Linked DNA regions of Homo sapiens: all the other regions are linked to region 2. Evidence: chromatin contacts called from ENCODE Hi-C or POLR2A ChIA-PET data. All regions are on one chromosome and are shown on one strand. Each heading gives the region's core, a stretch centred on a gene start or an enhancer-like site at or near the end of the contact. The rest is flanking DNA. Distances are from core to core; before and after follow the strand shown. Region 1 overlaps CLEC3B (C-type lectin domain family 3 member B). Region 2 overlaps LIMD1 (LIM domain containing 1). Region 3 overlaps LOC105377067 (a long non-coding RNA gene).

The links. A loop is a pair of places that touch in the nucleus more often than their neighbours do. ChIA-PET counts read pairs that join two places held with the same protein, here RNA polymerase II (POLR2A). Pooled maps may share reads with other maps.
Region 1: a pooled map shows a loop between it and region 2 (3-fold over the local background). The contact joins two enhancer-like sites. A Hi-C loop is called at or near these places in 3 of 50 pooled maps. POLR2A ChIA-PET finds 5 or more read pairs at or near these places in 2 of 52 experiments (H1 and activated T-cell).
Region 3: a map with no recorded cell type shows a loop between it and region 2 (10-fold over the local background). The contact joins two enhancer-like sites. A Hi-C loop is called at or near these places in 4 of 37 single-sample maps with no recorded cell type and 3 of 50 pooled maps.

What each region holds. Positions count from the first base shown.
Region 1 is chr3:45,034,615-45,037,314 of GRCh38, reverse strand. It overlaps CLEC3B (C-type lectin domain family 3 member B), which reads right to left. Exons shown (of 3, transcript NM_003278.3): 3 at 1,244-1,791. The coding sequence ends at 1,391. Among named protein-coding and RNA genes, the nearest start is that of CLEC3B, 9.7 kb to the right of the region's middle. RefSeq lists enhancers at 2,040-2,099, 1,571-2,218, 2,270-2,339, 2,219-2,700. Within about 2 kb of position 1,259, at least 21 of the 41 ENCODE cell types and tissues checked have a DNase peak (open chromatin) inside an H3K27ac peak, as active enhancers do.
Region 2 is chr3:45,611,716-45,614,415 of GRCh38, reverse strand. All of the region lies in intron 1 of LIMD1 (LIM domain containing 1), which reads right to left. Among named protein-coding and RNA genes, the nearest start is that of LIMD1, 18 kb to the right of the region's middle. RefSeq lists enhancers at 1,518-1,567, 2,625-2,694. Within about 2 kb of position 1,300, at least 6 of the 41 ENCODE cell types and tissues checked have a DNase peak (open chromatin) inside an H3K27ac peak, as active enhancers do.
Region 3 is chr3:46,185,807-46,188,506 of GRCh38, reverse strand. The region is part of intron 1 of LOC105377067 (a long non-coding RNA gene); the gene reads right to left. Among named protein-coding and RNA genes, the nearest start is that of CCR1, 21 kb to the left of the region's middle. RefSeq lists an enhancer at 829-968. Within about 2 kb of position 1,291, at least 3 of the 41 ENCODE cell types and tissues checked have a DNase peak (open chromatin) inside an H3K27ac peak, as active enhancers do.

The DNA.
Region 1 (2,700 bases), core at 10-2,509, 580 kb after region 2:
ATCACTCTTCTGAAGCAGTTTCTGGGCTTATGCCAATGGATCTCATCACCTCCTCCAACAATCGTTGAAATTGTTGAATTTCAAGAGGTCCTTTCTGTGATGATGAGGAACAGGCTGCCTGGCATGAAGTACGTACATAATTCTCTGTAAGCTGCCTCCCCCAACCACCCCATCTCAATCGATCAAATCAAACTATCATCCACTTATTATTACTGAAGGCGAGACACACTAGAAGACAACCAGAGAGAAAAAGTTACTGCAGAAGCCCAGACAGTGGAGCACTGGCGGTGGCTGAAGGATAAGGAAGACTCCCCCAGGAGGGGTCACTAGAGCCAGGCCCACGATGGCTGGGTGGGCCAGGTCAGGCCAAGAGCTGGCCAACAGCCTCTGAGGACCACTGGGCCACTTCTCTGATGTTTTATTTCAGTGACGTTCTGGCCACACGAAGCAAGCATTGCAGTGGTGGTGGAAAGGCCAAGGCCTTTGGAAACAGCCCTGGGTTAAATCCCGGCTCTGCTACTTACCAGCTTCAGGACCAGTGGAAGTCCCCAAACCTCCCTGAGTTTCAACTCACTTTGCTTATTTTAAATGGTGATAATAGCACAGCTTGTCCTGGGTGGATCACGTGAAATAAGACAACGTATTTAAAATGCCTGCGCCTGGACCCCTGAGCAGCTTTCTGTGAAGAGTGGGAAGGAAAAGGACGCACGGGTCGGGCAGTGCTGGCCGTCGTATTTGGCTCCCGGGATGTCCTGAGGAAGAAGGGGAATGCCCAGCTCCCCACTCCCCGCCGACCCCATAGCAAGAGTCAGCATGTCAGTGCCTCCCAGAAATAGATCTACAGCAGGAGAGGTCAGCAGTGGGGGCATCCCCCTAGAAATGGGGCGGGGGGTGGGGGCGATGCTGGATTCCAGCAGATGGAAACGATTCTACAAAAAGAAGCCTGGAGCTTTGAATAGAGCTGTAACGTAAATAAAATATCGTGTCAGTGTTAGTTTCCTGGCTTTGGTAACTGTGCTGTGCTTAGCAGCAGACCGGGGCGTTTTCATCTCCCTATTCTTTCCCTCCTTCCTCTCCTCAGTCCTCCGCTCATTCCCACCCTCCTGTGGCATGAAGCGCGTGTGCTCAGCTCGCCCTCCTTCACCTCCTCCCTTCTCGCCTACTTCATCACGGAGGGAGCTTTCGAACCGGCTCCTGGGACCTCCTCCCCGCCCCGCGGACACAGCACAGACTGCAGCGCCTCTCCTCTCCGCGAAGCTGCACCAACTTTATTTGCAAAAAGAGGCTCCAAGCGCACGGAGAGGATGGGGGCTGCAAGGTCCCCACCCTCCTCCCGGCCTCCCGCGGCCCCTGCCCTCCTCCAGGCCCCCCACGGCCCCCGCCCCGCCGGCTACACGATCCCGAACTGGCAGATGTAGGGCAGCTGATCGCGGCAGCGCTTGTCGAACCACTTGCCGTTGGCCGCGCCTGACAGGACCGCGCAGTTCTCGGTCTTGCCGCCATCGGGTTGCGCGGTGATCTCAGTCTCCCAGTTCTTGTAGGCGATGCGGGCGCCGGTCATGTCCACCCAGGTGCCCTCGGCCGCCATGTCGTTGAGGCCCAGCCAGATCTCGGCCTCGTTGCCCACGCTCTGGCGCAGGTACTCATACAGGGCGTCGTTCTCCGAGCCAGTCTGAGGGGTGCCCAGGGTGCCCCCGCGCGAGATGCAGTCCTCGCTGGCCTCGTGGAAGGTCTTCGTCTGGGTGAAGGCCAGAAAGCATTTCATGTGCACCTTGGTCCCCTTCAGGCAGACTGGGAGTGGGGAGAAATGGCTGTCACCGAAGGTCCCCCTGTTCCCCAGGCAAAGAGCCAACCGCCCAGGCCAAGCCCACCGTCCTCCATCCCATCCCGTTTATCCCATCAGTCCTGACAGCCCCTTAGACCCAGGCAAAAGGGGTCCTGATGGTTCATGCACTTTGAGGACCTGGCTGTGGTGGCCACTAATGTACAGATCCAGATCCCCACTCAGGAGGTCTTGGTGCTCCCGCGGCTGGGAGAAAAGGCAGCCCTTGTGCTACAGAAGCACCCAGCCCCAGCTGACACCCCTTCCCAGGCCTCCACCTCAGTCATTTCTGGCCTTTACCCACCCCATCTCCTTGGGTCACAGAGGCTGGCCTGGTGCCTGCACTGCAGCTCAGCTCTCCCTCTGCCCACTTCCTCTTCCCCCCGCCCCCACATGTGTGGCTCCTAGGGCTCACCCTAACAAATTAGCTCTGTCTCAGAGTCAGCTTCCCAGGGAGCCCAGCCACAGCCACCTGCTCTGGTTCTCCTTCCTCCATGCCCCTCCCTAAGATCAAGCAGCTTGCAGGGCCAGGGCACCTGCCCACCTACAGCCTAGGCCACACTTCATGTACCCAGGGCCCCAAATCCCTACCCAAACAGCCCAAGCAAGCTTCCAGGGCCTGCCAAGTGCCTTTTGCAGGGTCAGTTCTCCTGAGGGCTGGTAGGGTGGGGCTGAGTGGATAGAGCTGAGACTGCAAGAGAGAAGACAGGAAGTGCTGGGCACAGGCTGTGGTCAGAGGCCGGCGATCAGGCAAGGGACTCTGAGGTGTCCACAAATTCTCAGTTTGAGCCTGGCCCCAAAGGTTGTGATGAAGGCACATATTTGGTCAAGTTAGGAGGATAAAATCTATTTTTGTTTTGCAGTTTGCATTTTCAGCT
Region 2 (2,700 bases), core at 51-2,550:
TTTTTTAACTACAGGTGCCCGCCACCACGCCCGGCTAATTTTTTATATTTGTTGTAGAGGCTGGGTTTCACCATGTTAGCCAGGATGGTCTCGATCTCCTGACCTCGTGATCCACCCGCCTCGGCCTCCCAAAGTGCTGGGATGACAAGCATGAGCCACTGTGCCCAGCCTAAGAGGATTTCTGTACTAGAGAAAACTGGTAAAAGCAAAAACAAAAAAATGTTTTTTAAATCAAACTCTTAAGAGAGCAAAGAAGCAAAGTAAAATAGTGATGGGCTCACAGCCCATCACTATCAAGAAAGGAATAAAATATCTTGTGAAGATAATATTTTAACAGAGGAAATTGGGAGGGTATCAGCCAAGCGTTGCCAGCTCAGAGAACAGGTGGCTTAGAAAGCAACAAGTAAAGCAGGGCCCCCAAGAAATTCTAAAAACAGCTGGAGAATCAGAGGAACTTTCACACTGCTGTGGGAATGCTAAGTGGCACGGCCACTTTGGAAAAGTTTTTGGCAGTTGCTAAAAAAGTTATACATACACCTACTCCATGATCCAGCAATTCTACTCCTAGGTATTTACCCAAGAGAAACGAAAGCCTGTGTCTATACAAAGACTTGTACATATAAGGTGCAGTGGCTCATGCCTATAATTCCAGCACTTTAGGAGGCCAAGGCAGGAGAATCACTTGAAGCCAGGAGTTCAAAACCAACCTGGACAACATAGCGAGATCCCATATTTACAAAAGAAAAAAACAAACAAAAAAAAAACCCAAAGTCTTACACAAAAACAATCCTAACAGACTTATTCATAATAGCCAAAAATGAAAAAAAAAAAAAAACCTCAACAGGGAAATGGAAAAACAAATCTTGTGGTGTATCCATACAATGTAATATTACTCAGCAGTAAAACAAAAGCACAATTGATAATGCAAAAAGCCCAGTTGATAATGCAACAGCATAGCTGAATTTCACAGATATTATCTGAGTGAAATAAGCTGGACAAAGGAGTACTATAGTTGATTCTCATTATTTGGCAAGAATACTGAATCAGTCAATACTGAACCACTGCTTCTGGCAGAAATACAGGGTTAGGTTTCTGAAAACTTCTGACCACAACACTTTCATCAACTGATGAATATATGACCTTGTTTTATGTGTGCTTCTATTTAGAGACACCTTCCTTAGTATATATTGTTGATTCATTAACATCGAACCCTCAGCCAACAGCCCTGTAGCTCGTGCCTGAAGAAAGCTTCTCTCATACATATTCTCGTTGTAAAGCACATCACAGCCCTCTTGCTCTTAGGAACACTAGAAAGCACTCCAGCACTGTGCCTGGGGGCCATTTGAAACAGCAAAATCATCAACAAAAACCACAAAAATGCAAAAACCATGGCACTAAATAGACCATGAAAAGGACACCTGTTTACTGCATGACCTGAAACAAGAAGGCGGAGCGTTGCCTTGTTCGACTTCAGCTGGGAAGATAGGCGTCAGGGGACTCAAACTTTTCAGCACTCTGTTATATCTGTGAATGATCACAAAAGAACTGTGAGTATTAATTTTGGGGTTACAAATAAATTTTAGCAAGTAAGCTGATTCACAAATACAGAATCTGTGGATAATGAAGATCAACTGTATATAAATACTATATGAATCCATTTATATTACATCTTAGAATGGGCAAAACTAATAAATGATTTTAAAAAATCAGAATTGTAGTTGCCTGGAGGTGAGCACTAACTGGAAAGAAGCATGAGGGAACTTTCTGGGGATGGAACTATTCTATATCTTGATAGGAATGTGGGTCACACAGGTGCATGCATCTGTCAAAACTCACTGAACTACACATTTCTCTGTATGCAAATACAGCATTTTGAAAACAATTCCTAGACACTCCTCCTATCAAGAAGTGAGAGTGTGGAAAGGCTTGTGAATGCTTAAAGTAATAGAGCACAGCAGAATGACACTAAATGACTTCCAGGCATTGAGCCTGACCCCAAGTATCCAATGCAGACATCAAATAGCCTGCAAAAGGCCTGGCACAGTGGCTCACACCTGTTATCCTAGCACTTTGGGAGGCCGAGGTGGGAGGATCACTTGAGCCCAGGAGTTCAAGACCAGCCTGGGCAAGACAGCGAGACCCTGCCTCTACAAAAATTAACAAATTAGCCAGGCATGGTTGTGCATACCTGTGTTTCCAGTTATTCGGGGGGCTGGGATGGGAGGATTGCTTGAGCCCAGGAAGCCAAGGCTACAGTGAGCTAAGATGGTGCCACTGAACTCTAACCTGGGTACAGAGTGAGAATTTGTCTTTAAAGAGAGAGAGAGAGAGAGAGAGAGAGAGAGCGCGCACCTGCAAACCATGACAGAGCTGGGCAGAAGCCATGCTAGCTTCCTCAACACCACCTCCTTTCTTTCTCCCTGCCTTCCTCACCGCCTCCCACCAACTTCACTTCCTCTGCTCTCTGGCTACAAATTTGGGCAGAGATGCCTCTCCCCACACCTCACACACCCACCGTCAGGCATGGGCAACCCAGAGAGGTGGCAGCTGTGTGCTATGGGTAGAGGAGGGGCTGCCAGCTCCAGTCCATTCATGGCTTCTAACTGACCTCTGTGGCTGGCCAACAAAGAGCCTCTGTGTAAGTCCCTGCCACCTGCAAGCAAAGCCTCAGTGATGTCAGGACAAGCCTCAGACAAACAG
Region 3 (2,700 bases), core at 42-2,541, 570 kb before region 2:
TTGTTGCCCAGGCTGGTCTTGAACTCCTGGCCTCAAGGGATACTCCTGCCTTGGCCTCCCAAAGTGCTGGGATTACAGGCATGAGCCACCAGGCTGGCCTATCCAACTTTTAAAATGGCCACATCATAAGAAAAACTATTCTTTGTGAAAAGAAAGAAAGGAAGGAGAAAGGGCAAGAAGGAGAAGAAGTCTAATGGGGGGAAAGTTGGGGAAAGAGAGTGAGAAGGAGACAGAGAAAAGAAAAAGATGAGCAGTTGCTTCTTAGAAGAACACAGTGGGATGAACATTCCGGGGTAAGGGTGTGGAGTGAATGAAGGCCAGAAGCATGACTCTCTCTGGGACCTGCACAAAGGTTAGTATGACTCCCGTCATGTGCAGGGGAGCAGGAGTGAGAGGGGGAGCATGGGGCAGTGAGTGGGCTGACTGGGACATGGGGCCAGAGCAGGAGGCTGTGATGAGTCACTGAGCTTGAGTCTCCACTTCATGAGGTGACTCCCAATGCACACTCTGAGCACAGAGTTTAAAAAGCAGGTATTTGTAAGCCAGAAGTCCCTGTGTAAGCACTTTCACATCTCTCTGAGCCTCACTTTTCATAGTAATAGAAAGGGGTACTTTAAATAATGGTAATTATATTGAATAAAGGTCTTGCCAAATAGTGACAGTTGCTCAAAACCCTCTTATCCCCATACAACTTAGTGCCCTTTCTCCTCCAAATCCCCCATGGCTCACTGCTCTCCCAGATCCCAGGCCTCTGCTGCTTCCCATTTGTAACAATGTGGATAAAGCTATGTGGGCTCCACAGAGCTACAGATAGGCATCTAATAACTACTTATTAAAAATATCTATTGGCCAGGCATGGGGGCTCATGCCTATCATCTCAGCATTTTGAGAGCCCAAGAGTTTGAGACCAACTTGGGCAACATGGCAAAACCCTGTCTCTACAAAAAATACAAAAATGAGTCACTCATGGTGGTGCACACCTGTAGTCCCAGCTATTCAGGAGGCTGAGATGGGAGGATTGTTTGAGCCCTGGAGGTCGAGGCTGCAGTGCGCCATGATCACACCACTGCACTCCAGTGTGGGTGACAGAGTGAGACCCTCCCTCAAAAAAAAAAAAAAAGCATCTGATCCAAAGTGGCCCCCTAGTTTTATTTGCACTTCTTACAAGATTTCCTCGAAAGGAAGATCAGATATATTTATCTGAAACAGTGTCACACTCCAGTGATTTCTTTGCAGTACTCTTATGTACAAGACACTTTCAGGAAGCTGACACATTGTGGCCATTCACACTTGACTTCCACTGCCTGTCAAGACAACTATTTTCCTCCTCAGCATTTGCTTAATTCTATACTTGGTTCTTGAGAGGGAGAAAAAAAAGGGGGGGAAGTCACCTCTATAATTTAAATTTTGTATATGTGTTTTTGCAAAATTGCAGAAGTTCAAGCTGCTTTATACTCTATTTGTCAAAACTTGATTTTCTTTATCATTAAAAGGAAGCAAGGCTGGCGAGGGGGTTGTCTGAAAGTAAATGTGATAGACACTACTAAATGTGACCACAGAAAGGCTTCAAGGATGTTGCCCACAGCTGTGTTCCTAAGGAGAGAGAACTAGAAACTCCCTAGAGATACAGCATTCATTTATAGCGATGAATAAAATAGACTGTTTCTGCTTTTTGTTTCTTTTTTGCATCTTTTGTATATATTGAGGGTAAAAGAGAGAAAAACAAGAAGCAAACAAAAATAAAACAAAAACCCAGGAGATTGGTTAAATTGATTTAGTGATATGCTAGAGCCAGCTTGTAGCAATTCATAAGAATCAATGGTGTGACTTCTTCCCAACTCCATATGTTATGTCATGTAGTAGCTTTAAATTAAACACTGTTGGAATATTTACACAGGGAAATTGGCAAATACTACAAATCAGGGCTTTTTTAAAAGAGATGATTGTCAAATATTTACCAGGACCTCACTGTTTATAGTATGTTCATAAAATAAAATATTAAGCTATTATCATATTAACTTCTAGAAAAACATTTCATAATATAACTATGTGTATGCAAAAAAAATGACCTTGGACCCTCACCTCACACCATGCACAAAAATTAACTGAAAACAAATCATAGACTTAAATGTAAGAGTTGAAACAATTAAACTTTTAGAAGTAAACATAGAAGTAAATCTTTAGGACTTTGGGCCAGACAGATTTCTTTTAAAAATGTGATTTATAAATGAAAAAATTGATAAAATAGACCTCATCAAAATTGAAAACCTTGCACTTCAAAAGATACCATTAAGAAAATGGAAGGACAGGAAAAACACTGGGAGAAATATTTGCAAAACACATTTATGATAAAAAGCTGGTACCAGAATTTAGAGAGTGCTTGTATAACTCAATTGTAAAAAAACAATCAAAGATAGATGCATGCTCTCACTTATAAGTGGAAGCTAAATAATAAAAACACATGGACACAAAGAGGGGAACAACAGACACTGGGGCCTACTTGAAGGTGGAGGGTGGGAGGAGGGAAAAGTTCAGAAAAAAATACTTATCGGGTACTATGCTTAGTACCTGGGTGAGGAAACAATCTGTACACCAAACCCCTGTGATGACACGAGTTTACCTACATAACAAACCTGCACATGAACCCCAGAACCTAAAACAAAAGTTAAAAGAAAAAAAATAGCCATAAAGCCTCAATTA